Regions from separate parts of the Homo sapiens genome. Here region 1 is linked to region 2. A link is an interaction called in ENCODE POLR2A ChIA-PET data of the cell type or tissue named here. Cell type or tissue: PC-3. All regions are shown on one strand. Each heading gives the region's core, and the rest is flanking DNA. Links, peaks and the distances in the headings are about the cores only. Region 1 overlaps PKIB (cAMP-dependent protein kinase inhibitor beta). Region 2 overlaps HSF2 (heat shock transcription factor 2).

Region 1 (4,390 bases), core at 1-4,000, 250 kb before region 2:
GTGGCAGGAGAATCTTTTGAACCCTGGGGGTGGAGGTTGCAATGGGCTGAGATCATGCCACTTCACTCCAGCCTGGGCAAAGCCTGGGCAAAAGAGTTAAATTCTGTCTCAAAAACAAATGAACAAACAAACAAAAAATCTCTGAATATTAACTGAAATGCAGGAGAGAAAACATGAAGGCCAAAAGTAATTTAAGTTTCTAATTATATTAGGAGAATGAACCAAAAAGTGACCTAACATGAGTCATATTTTTCTCCTACAAGAAAAAAATCTGAAGTATTAAGATACATTTCTCTTTCTAACACTAAAATTGTGAAATAGTATGAAGTTAAAAAAATAGAAATCTAGTGTAATATATTCAGACAGGTTATGAGTAAATCAGTACAGAAAAATATAACAACTGATGACTGGGAATAAGGCTTACCTCTGTTTTTGAAAGTTGAGGATAGAACACCAAAATGTAGGTTTACATTCTTAAAATCTGCAATCGCATAATAATATTGACCGATATTTATGGTCCTACTTAGCCTTGGTTAAGAACCCTGTACATAGCAGACCTTCAATAAATGCCCATTATTAATACAAACAATATTCTAGAGGTAAATAGCAACTTGTGTGAGTTTACCTTTAGCATGTAAGATATGGAGTCACAGTTAAAGGACTGGAAGAAATGGCAGGAAGGACAACTCTCATCTCCACTCAAAATCCTATTTGTTCCCATATTTTTGTGTTCAGGAAATGGAGGGTTGGCAGCAAGGAAAATACACTTTGCATCTATCCTGTACTATGCACTTTACACAAACATGATCTTATTCCAACAGAATGCTCTGAATTATCTACATTGTCTTTATGAGGAAATCAGCTAACCTCCTAAGAAGAATCCAAACCCTGGTCTGACTCCAAACCCTAAATTCTTCACACTTCATCTTATTGACAGAGCAGAACATAAAGATAGGGCTTAAGAAAGACTAGACGAGGCAATGGAAACTATCAGGTTGGCTTCAAGCACTAACATTATCTGGCCTAAAATAAAATAGAGGTGCATATCTTGCTGACCATAATTGGAGACGGGGAAAGGCAGCCAGTGAAAGAGGGAACTGTTGATTGTTAGGATGCCCCCACCCTGCCTTTTTTGTTTGTTCGTTTTGAGACAGAGTCTCTCTCTGTTGCTCAGGCTGGAGTGTAATGGCGCGATCTCCGCTAACTGCAACCTCCGCCTCTCAGGTTCAAGCCATTCTCCTGCCTCAGCCTTCCGAGTAGTTGGGACTACAGTGCGTCACCATGCCCAGCTAATTTTTGTACTTTTAGTAGAGACAGGGTTTCACCATGTTGGCCAGGCTGGTCTGGAACTCCTGACCTCAAATGATCCGCCCGCCTCGACCTCCCAAAGTGCTGGGATTACAGGCGGGAGCCACTGCGCCTGGCCAGGAAGCCCCTTAACTCCAATTTTTTTTTTTTTTTCAAATAATCCCTTCAAGTTACATTAAAGAAAATGCATTGAGTTTAATAGAGAGAATAAAGTACATGTTTCGGAGTCAAATTCCCCCCACCTCATCCCGCCCCACCAGGTTTGAATGATAAAACATCAGAAAACCTGCTCTAGAGGTTCTTCATAAAAATCTCTCTCACAGCTGTAGATTGGCACCTGCAATCCTGTCGGAGCAATTTATGTCTTTCCTCTTGGTCGCCAGAACACATGCAAGAGAGGAGAACAGCCCAACACACACCATTATTCCACATAAGCAAATCACAAGAGCTTGGGTGGAGATGCTAGTCACCTGGAAAAACAATCCAGGAAGCCCTTTCACCTTGCTTGATGATGACTAATCAAATGTTCACCCAGGAATGTGCTCCTTTCACTCAGCCAAGAGATCACTCTAGTCATGTATCAACCTCATTATTTTCTTTTTAGTACATTTTAAACATTTTAAGTAATAGACTGAGAAAGCTCAGCTATCCAGGGACCAGTTTTCTGGAACTTTCCAATCCTAGAATTCTTCCTGACTAGCCAAACAAAACCAAACTCCAAACCTATTAGCAGAATTAGCCCCTGCACAGGCAGCAATACATGAGTACAATTGAAAAGGGTCCTGGACCCAAAGATCAGGATGACCCCACTCTGTTATGGATGTGTCAATTCAAAGAGGTTAATAACAATAGACCACAGGCAATTTTCTGAAGAATGAACAAAAATCTGTTGAGAAAAGACCACCTCAATTAAATCTTAGTGGGGGATGGGGAACCGGGGGAAGAGCCAAATCATGCTACCAAGGAGCATTTTGTGGCCGCAATATTTCATTCTATGTTTTAAAGAAAAAGAGATTATTACCTACAACTTCTTCAAGAAACCAAGTTCTAGAGCCTGTGCGGATAATTAGCTTCAATCTTTGTGGACACAGCACCTACATCTGCCTACATGTGGGATGACTCTGAGTCATCCAGAGCAAAGTTAAACTACTGTTTAGTTAGGCCATAGGCCCCAGTTGTTCAATCAAACATTAATCTAGGTGGTGTGGTAAAGGAATTTTGTAGATATATGTAACATCTATAATCAGTTGATTTAAGTAAAGGAGATTATCATCAATAATCTGGGTGGGTTTGACTCAATCATCAAAAGAACAGATGAGTGCTTTCCCTGATGAAGAAAACATGCAGCTTAAGTTTCCTCCAAGGAATTCCCAGCTTGCAGATTGCCCTAAAGATTTTGGACTTGCCCAGCCAGCCTCCATAATCACATAAATCAATTCTTTTCAATAAATCTCTCTCTCTCCACACACACACACACACACACACACACACACACACACACACAAACCAACATATATGCACACAACATATATATATAGGTATGTATATACATACATGTACATTCTCCATAAATTGCACCTAAAGTTATGTCAGAGCAATTTCTGTTTTTCTGGTGGAGCCCTGACTGACCCATACAGATTTCTGCCCTAAGAGTGGTTCCATAAGAATAGAATTTTTAAGGATAAGCTTTATGAATTGGTTTGGTTCTGTTATTCTTGGAATATGTTCTCTAATGTGATTAAATTTAAAGGTATTAAAGACAATTCTCAGTTGTGAAGAGGGTACTGGTAGTCTATGGCATGATGTGGCAATGGAGAAACACAAATATCACCACTGAGTACTCATAATCAAATATTTGTAAAAGGCAAGGTTTTAGGTGACCATATATTTCATGCCTTAGAGCATTTTAGCCAAACTAAAGAGTATGATGAAATTGGCAGGTTGCTGCCAACTGTACTATGGAAAATGGAAAGAAAAAGATAAACTCAGGGCTTGAAATTTCCTGTTCAAGCTCTGTATAAATAACCTGAATACTTCTGTGTCTGCCCAAAAGCAAATCCTTATCTCCTATAACCACAGGGCTAAGATTTCAAAACCAGACTCTCACACTGTGTGTTGCTGAATTACAACACAAAATGAATTTCTCCTGTTAAAGTAGGAGGATTGATTGAGAACAAATGGGATCTTGAAAATTAGAATGGGGACATATGGGAAATCCCACTCAAACTTGTGACATCAAATCTCTAAATTCTGATGAGTTTATTTGCCAATAGAAAAATCTTTTCACCCCTGTCTGAGGTTAACTCTGCGTTGCCTAAAGAACCAGTAATGGCTGCTCCTGAGGTAGGTGTCTTGCAAGACCCTGTTGATTCTCCTCAGAACTTATCCCTGACACCCCTCTTTGCTTCTAGACTTATAACAAGACTCAAGTACCAGCAGGCCCTAAAGATTAAGGTACAAAGTGTAGTCCACAAGGAAGTGTGCTACATACCAAACGAATTGCATGAGTTTTCCAATTTATACAATCTGGGGAATACGTAAATGAATATTAAGTATGTGGGATAATTGTGGAAGGAACATAAACTTGAATCACATAAATCATTTCCTATCAAGTGCATTCCTAGAGGGATTATAGGGATTAGTGCCACCATCAAGGACTTGAAGGATGCAGGGGTAATGATTCCCACCACATCTTGTTTCACTCGTCTATTTGGCTTGTGTAGGGCCTTCCACCATAGTAAAATTCCCATAAAGTTGAATTAGGATGAATTTATTGATATCATCCCACTAAGCAGAGATTCTGGATTCAGTATTTTAGCTCAAAGGGTTAGAAAAGGCTCTAACAGTTTGGTTCGTTGGCTGAAACATGGACTACAAGGCGGTCTACATTAAATGAAATCAAATGCCAGAATTAACTGCCTTGCTACACTGAAGAGGAAGTTATCCAAAGGCTAGAGAGGGAGATCGAAATAGTAGAATAAATTTATCATGTAAGACCTGCTCACATACCCCAGGAGAGTCCTTAGGACACACATTTCATCATGATGGTGAGAAATAAATTTGTGAGGGGGGCCCCAGCACC
Region 2 (4,405 bases), core at 110-4,109:
TCCTAACAGCATGTGACACAGTTGATCTCTTTCCTGAGCCATTTTCTTTCATTAACTTCTGTGGGTTCACTCCCTTGATTTTCCTTCTTTTTCACTGTTCCGTCTCAGCCTCCTTTGCTGGCTTTTGTCTTCATACTCTCTAAATGTTGGAATAATACATCTTTTGGTTCCTTCTATCTTCACAGAAGATGATTTCATTAAGTCTCCTGGCTTTACCAGTTACAAGGTCTAAACTCCACCCTGAATGCCAAAGTCTTATACTCAACCACCTATTCAACATTTCCACTTGGACATTTTGGAGTGTGGAAGTCAGTCAAGCTGTTCAAAAATACTCCTGTTTTTTTTTCTAGCACTGCACTTCCTCATCCCTTTTGAAATTAGGTGTGGCCATATGACTAGGCATGGTCAAATTTAAGAAAAATTAAACAATTTTCAAGTTGTTTCAAATACTACTAGAGATCCATTTTTAATCTCAAAGTTAATATGCCAAAAAGAATCTCTAACATCTTTCCTCAGCAAATGGATTTATCCTGTAGTTCAAACCAAATTTATGAATCATTTTTAATTGTCGTTCCTCCAACCATAGCCAATTTATCAATTTATCAGCAAATCCTGCAGCTTTGCCTTCAAAGATTTCAAAGCTACATCTCAATACCTTGACTGCTGCTACCTTAGTCTCAGCCATCAATATTTTCAATACCATACAGGAAAACTGTGATAGTCTTCTAACTGGTCCCCTCATTTCCAATCTTCTTACTATAGATCTAGGGCCCTATACCATCTGCTCCTGCCTACCTCCCTACTCTCACTCTCCTAATTCCCTAAAGATATTCTAATCACATGGGCCTTCCTGCTTCCTTGAACAGCCACATTCAAGGCCTTACCTTTTGTCATTCCCCTTTGGCCCATCTTTTCTAATCATTTAGATCTCTCCTCAAACATCGTCTCCTTGGAGAGGCTTTCCTCATCACCTTACCTAAAATATTCACAAATCCTAGTCTGTTTATGGGCCAGTTATCAATTTATTGCTCCAAATTCATTCTTCATTGTCTGCTCTACAAGCATAGAGCTTGGTTCCTTAAATAAATATCTTTCTTTTTCTAGGTGCCATGATGTTAAGTTCTGTCAGCAGGGGATAAAAGAGAGATATTACAAGAAAAAGGAGCTCTTGTTCCTGACTCATGTATCCTTGGCAAGCTTCTGCAGTGGAGGCAGCTTCTCCAGTGCCTAGCTCTTGATATTAATGGTGGTCAGCAACACTCAAAGACCATCAGCTTTCACTGGTGCTTCCTCTCCCTTGGGAGGTTTCAAAGCAGAGTATCTCTAACAAGATATCTCCCCATAAACAGTTTTTTAGAGTACTCCAGAACAGGGATTTATAAACTTTTTCTTAAAGGGACAAATAGTAAATTAGGCTTGCAGATTATAACATCATAACTCTACCTTTGTAGTGAGAAAGCAGATACAGACAATATGTAAATAGATTGGGCATAGCTGTGTTCTATTTAAACTTTTTTTTATAAAACAGCTGGCAAAAGGACTACAGTTTGCCAACCCGTGACCTAGAGGGCATATTTCCCACCAAGTTTTGAAGGATGCATTTCCAGTAAGTTCCACCAGAGCAACACCAGTGACTGCTCTGCTACTGAGTCATGGCCATATTCCTTCCAATAAGGTAAGAATCTTAGCCTTGGCAAAAAAGGTTCTTACTTGGGCACTCTATCTCAGCCCTATCAGTAGTGGCTGCTTCTTAAAACTATTCTTGTATTCTTTTAATTTTCTTTAATTTCCCTGATATAGTCAGTAACTCTATTAAACTTACCCTCTTGAAAATACCTGTGGCTTCTGACTTATGATTGCATCTTAACCGACACACAGTTTATCTTGGTGTTTTTTAAAGGCATTTATCACTAACTGAAATTATATTGATTGTGTTTTGCTTGCTTTTACTTTTTTTTTTTTTTTTTTTAAGAGACAGGGGTCTCAGTATGTTGCCCAAGCTAGCCTCAAACTCCTGGGCTCAAGCAATCCTCCCAACTCAGCCTCCCCAGTACCCAGAACTACGACATGCACCACCATACCCAGCTTGTATTTGCTTACTATTTATTGATATCCACCACTCAATGTAAGCTCCATAAAGGTAGGCACTTTGGTTCACTACTGAATGAATTCCTGATACCTAGCACAATATTAGGTCATAACAGATTCATAACAAATACCTGTGACTGACTAAATTAATCTTTGGCCAAATAAACTGAATTTTTAGAATTTCAACTATTTGATTATATAAAATAGGGAGATGACAATAATCTCTTGCTATACCTGTGCTCACTCTCTCTCACATACACTCCTTATTCATTCATATCACTCTATCTCTGCTTATTGTATTCCCTCAGTCTCTATTCTAAAATTAGTAAATAACTTCTTTGAGTGCAAAAATTCACCTTCCTGTCTTTTAAACCTGTGAGGTTCAAGCAATACAACACAGAATCTCCCTAAGTATTTTACAAGGATGAGAAAACTACTACTGAGTGAGGTGGGAAAGATAGGCACCTTCTCCTTAAACCTTACCCACAAATGTTGGCAAGAGTCCAAAGAGTAGAAACAGTCGTTACTCTCCAAATTAATTTTGGCACTCTTGTTAGAACACTCAAAATATTCCTAATAATCTAATACTTCAGCCACATTACTTTAAAACATTTTTCGGAACAGAAATTTGTGGCTTGCTAATCTATAATTTTTAATATGCACCAGCTACTCTTTTAGAGTCTTTAGCTCATTCTTTCTCTTATATATACAAATAAAAATACTTGAAAATCAATCTTTCAACTTTTCTGCAGGTCCATCTAAGTTGGATTTTACCCCCATCCTCCCACACTTGTAGTCTTTCTTATTTTCACTTTGAAATACTAATATAATGCAATGGTTGCTGGGATGTTCAAAACAATACTAGCACTTTGTGAAGTCCAAGGGCCTACTGCTCAAATTCATCCAAAACAGCTAGAAAACAATGGAAAAATTCTGTTTTTGCTCTCTCTCCCTCCTACCTATTTCCTAATTCATCTCTGCTGACATGAGGGGGATAGAGAAGCAGAGAATGCCAAAGGGCACAAAAAGGGGGGAAAGCTGGGTATGAAGTCTTTGGTGGAAATCACTTCATTTTCTCAAACAATCTGAAGAACAGAGACAAAGGTAACAACACTGACAAAAGGATGACCTTCCAGTTCTTTCCTTCTTTTATACTGCTTCACTTCAGCATACGTTGGTTGTAACATTTCATTAACTCGTAAAGGCTGTTTTTTACTATATAACTTCATTTAACCTCTACGGCCTTGTCTCTGAATATCAAGTTTCACCAGTTGCTTCCAAGCTAATATGTGCCCTCTCTTTAGGACACTTAAGATTTAAAACAGTTTTAGGTCGTCTGACAGTACAATCTCTGTACTTGATTCTGACAACAGACTACCAAAGCCAAGAACAGTTATATAAAATTTTACATTTAAAGGAAATGTTAAAAAAAATGAAAACTTTTCATTTTTGTTTTTCAGAAGAGTAAGGAGAAAATGGAAATATGTAAAACATACTTTCTTTTCTTTCTGTTTTTTGTTGTTGTTGTTTTGAGACAGGATTTCGTTCTGTTGTTCAGGCTGGCTTGCAGTAGTGTGATCTCAGCTCATTGCAACCTCTGCCTCATGGGCTCAAGCCATCTCCCCTCTTCAGCCTCCTGAGTAGCTGGGACTAAAGATGCACGCCACCATACCTGGCTACTTTCTGTATTTTTTTGTAGAGACAGGGTTTCACCATGTTGCCCAGGCTGGTCTCAAACTCCTGGGCTCAAGCAACCTGCCCATCTTGGCCTCCCAAAGTGCTGGGATTACAGGCATGAGCCACCACGCCTAGCCACATTATGCTTTCTTAAAGACTGTCTGGAATTAAGGCATTTCTATTATTTTAGAGTCAATAACATATTTAAGTATAATTTCAATTGTTCAGATTATTATATTCTTGTATTTAATGGTGAGAGGTATTATTTCCCTTTTCAATTTTGTCATATTGCAAATTTCGAGGAAAATTAAAGTTATGTACGTCTCCAGAGATATTATCTAGAGATATTACCAACTGCGTTTTCCAAAACGCAATTGGTAAGAGTTTTTTTTCCCTTGCCTTACACTCAAGGTAGAGAAATAAATTATTTTCCACCATTGAAAAAAAAAACTGCACAAAAGCTTGTCTGGTTCCCAAAACAACTGCTTCTTCTAAAAGTTCTCAATGATTTTCATAGTATAAATGCTAAATTACCTCAACAGAAATACAACACAAGTTTGAAGGAAACCAGAAACCACCATAAATAGCAACTTTCAAAAGATGAGAGTACCTGGGCGCCGGTGGCTCACACCTGTAATCT

Evidence for each region. Peaks named below come from ENCODE experiments on the same cell type or tissue, not always from the same donor. Only the 100,000 strongest peaks of a DNase experiment are listed, where the experiment ranks them.
Region 1: POLR2A ChIA-PET joins it to region 2 with 5 read pairs; 2 of 35 experiments call an interaction of 5 or more read pairs at or near these places.

The regions. Positions count from the first base shown.
Region 1 is chr6:122,650,715-122,655,104 of GRCh38, reverse strand. The region is part of intron 2 of PKIB (cAMP-dependent protein kinase inhibitor beta); the gene reads right to left. Among named protein-coding and RNA genes, the nearest start is that of PKIB, 43 kb to the right of the region's middle. In PC-3, for the core only: no CTCF peak of the experiment used is centred there; DNase peaks (open chromatin) are centred at 1,794 and 2,444; H3K4me3 peaks cover 1,213 bases; H3K27ac peaks cover 3,469 bases.
Region 2 is chr6:122,402,821-122,407,225 of GRCh38, reverse strand. All of the region lies in intron 1 of HSF2 (heat shock transcription factor 2), which reads right to left. Among named protein-coding and RNA genes, the nearest start is that of HSF2, 5.4 kb to the right of the region's middle. In PC-3, for the core only: a CTCF peak has its summit at 1,595; no DNase peak of the experiment used is centred there.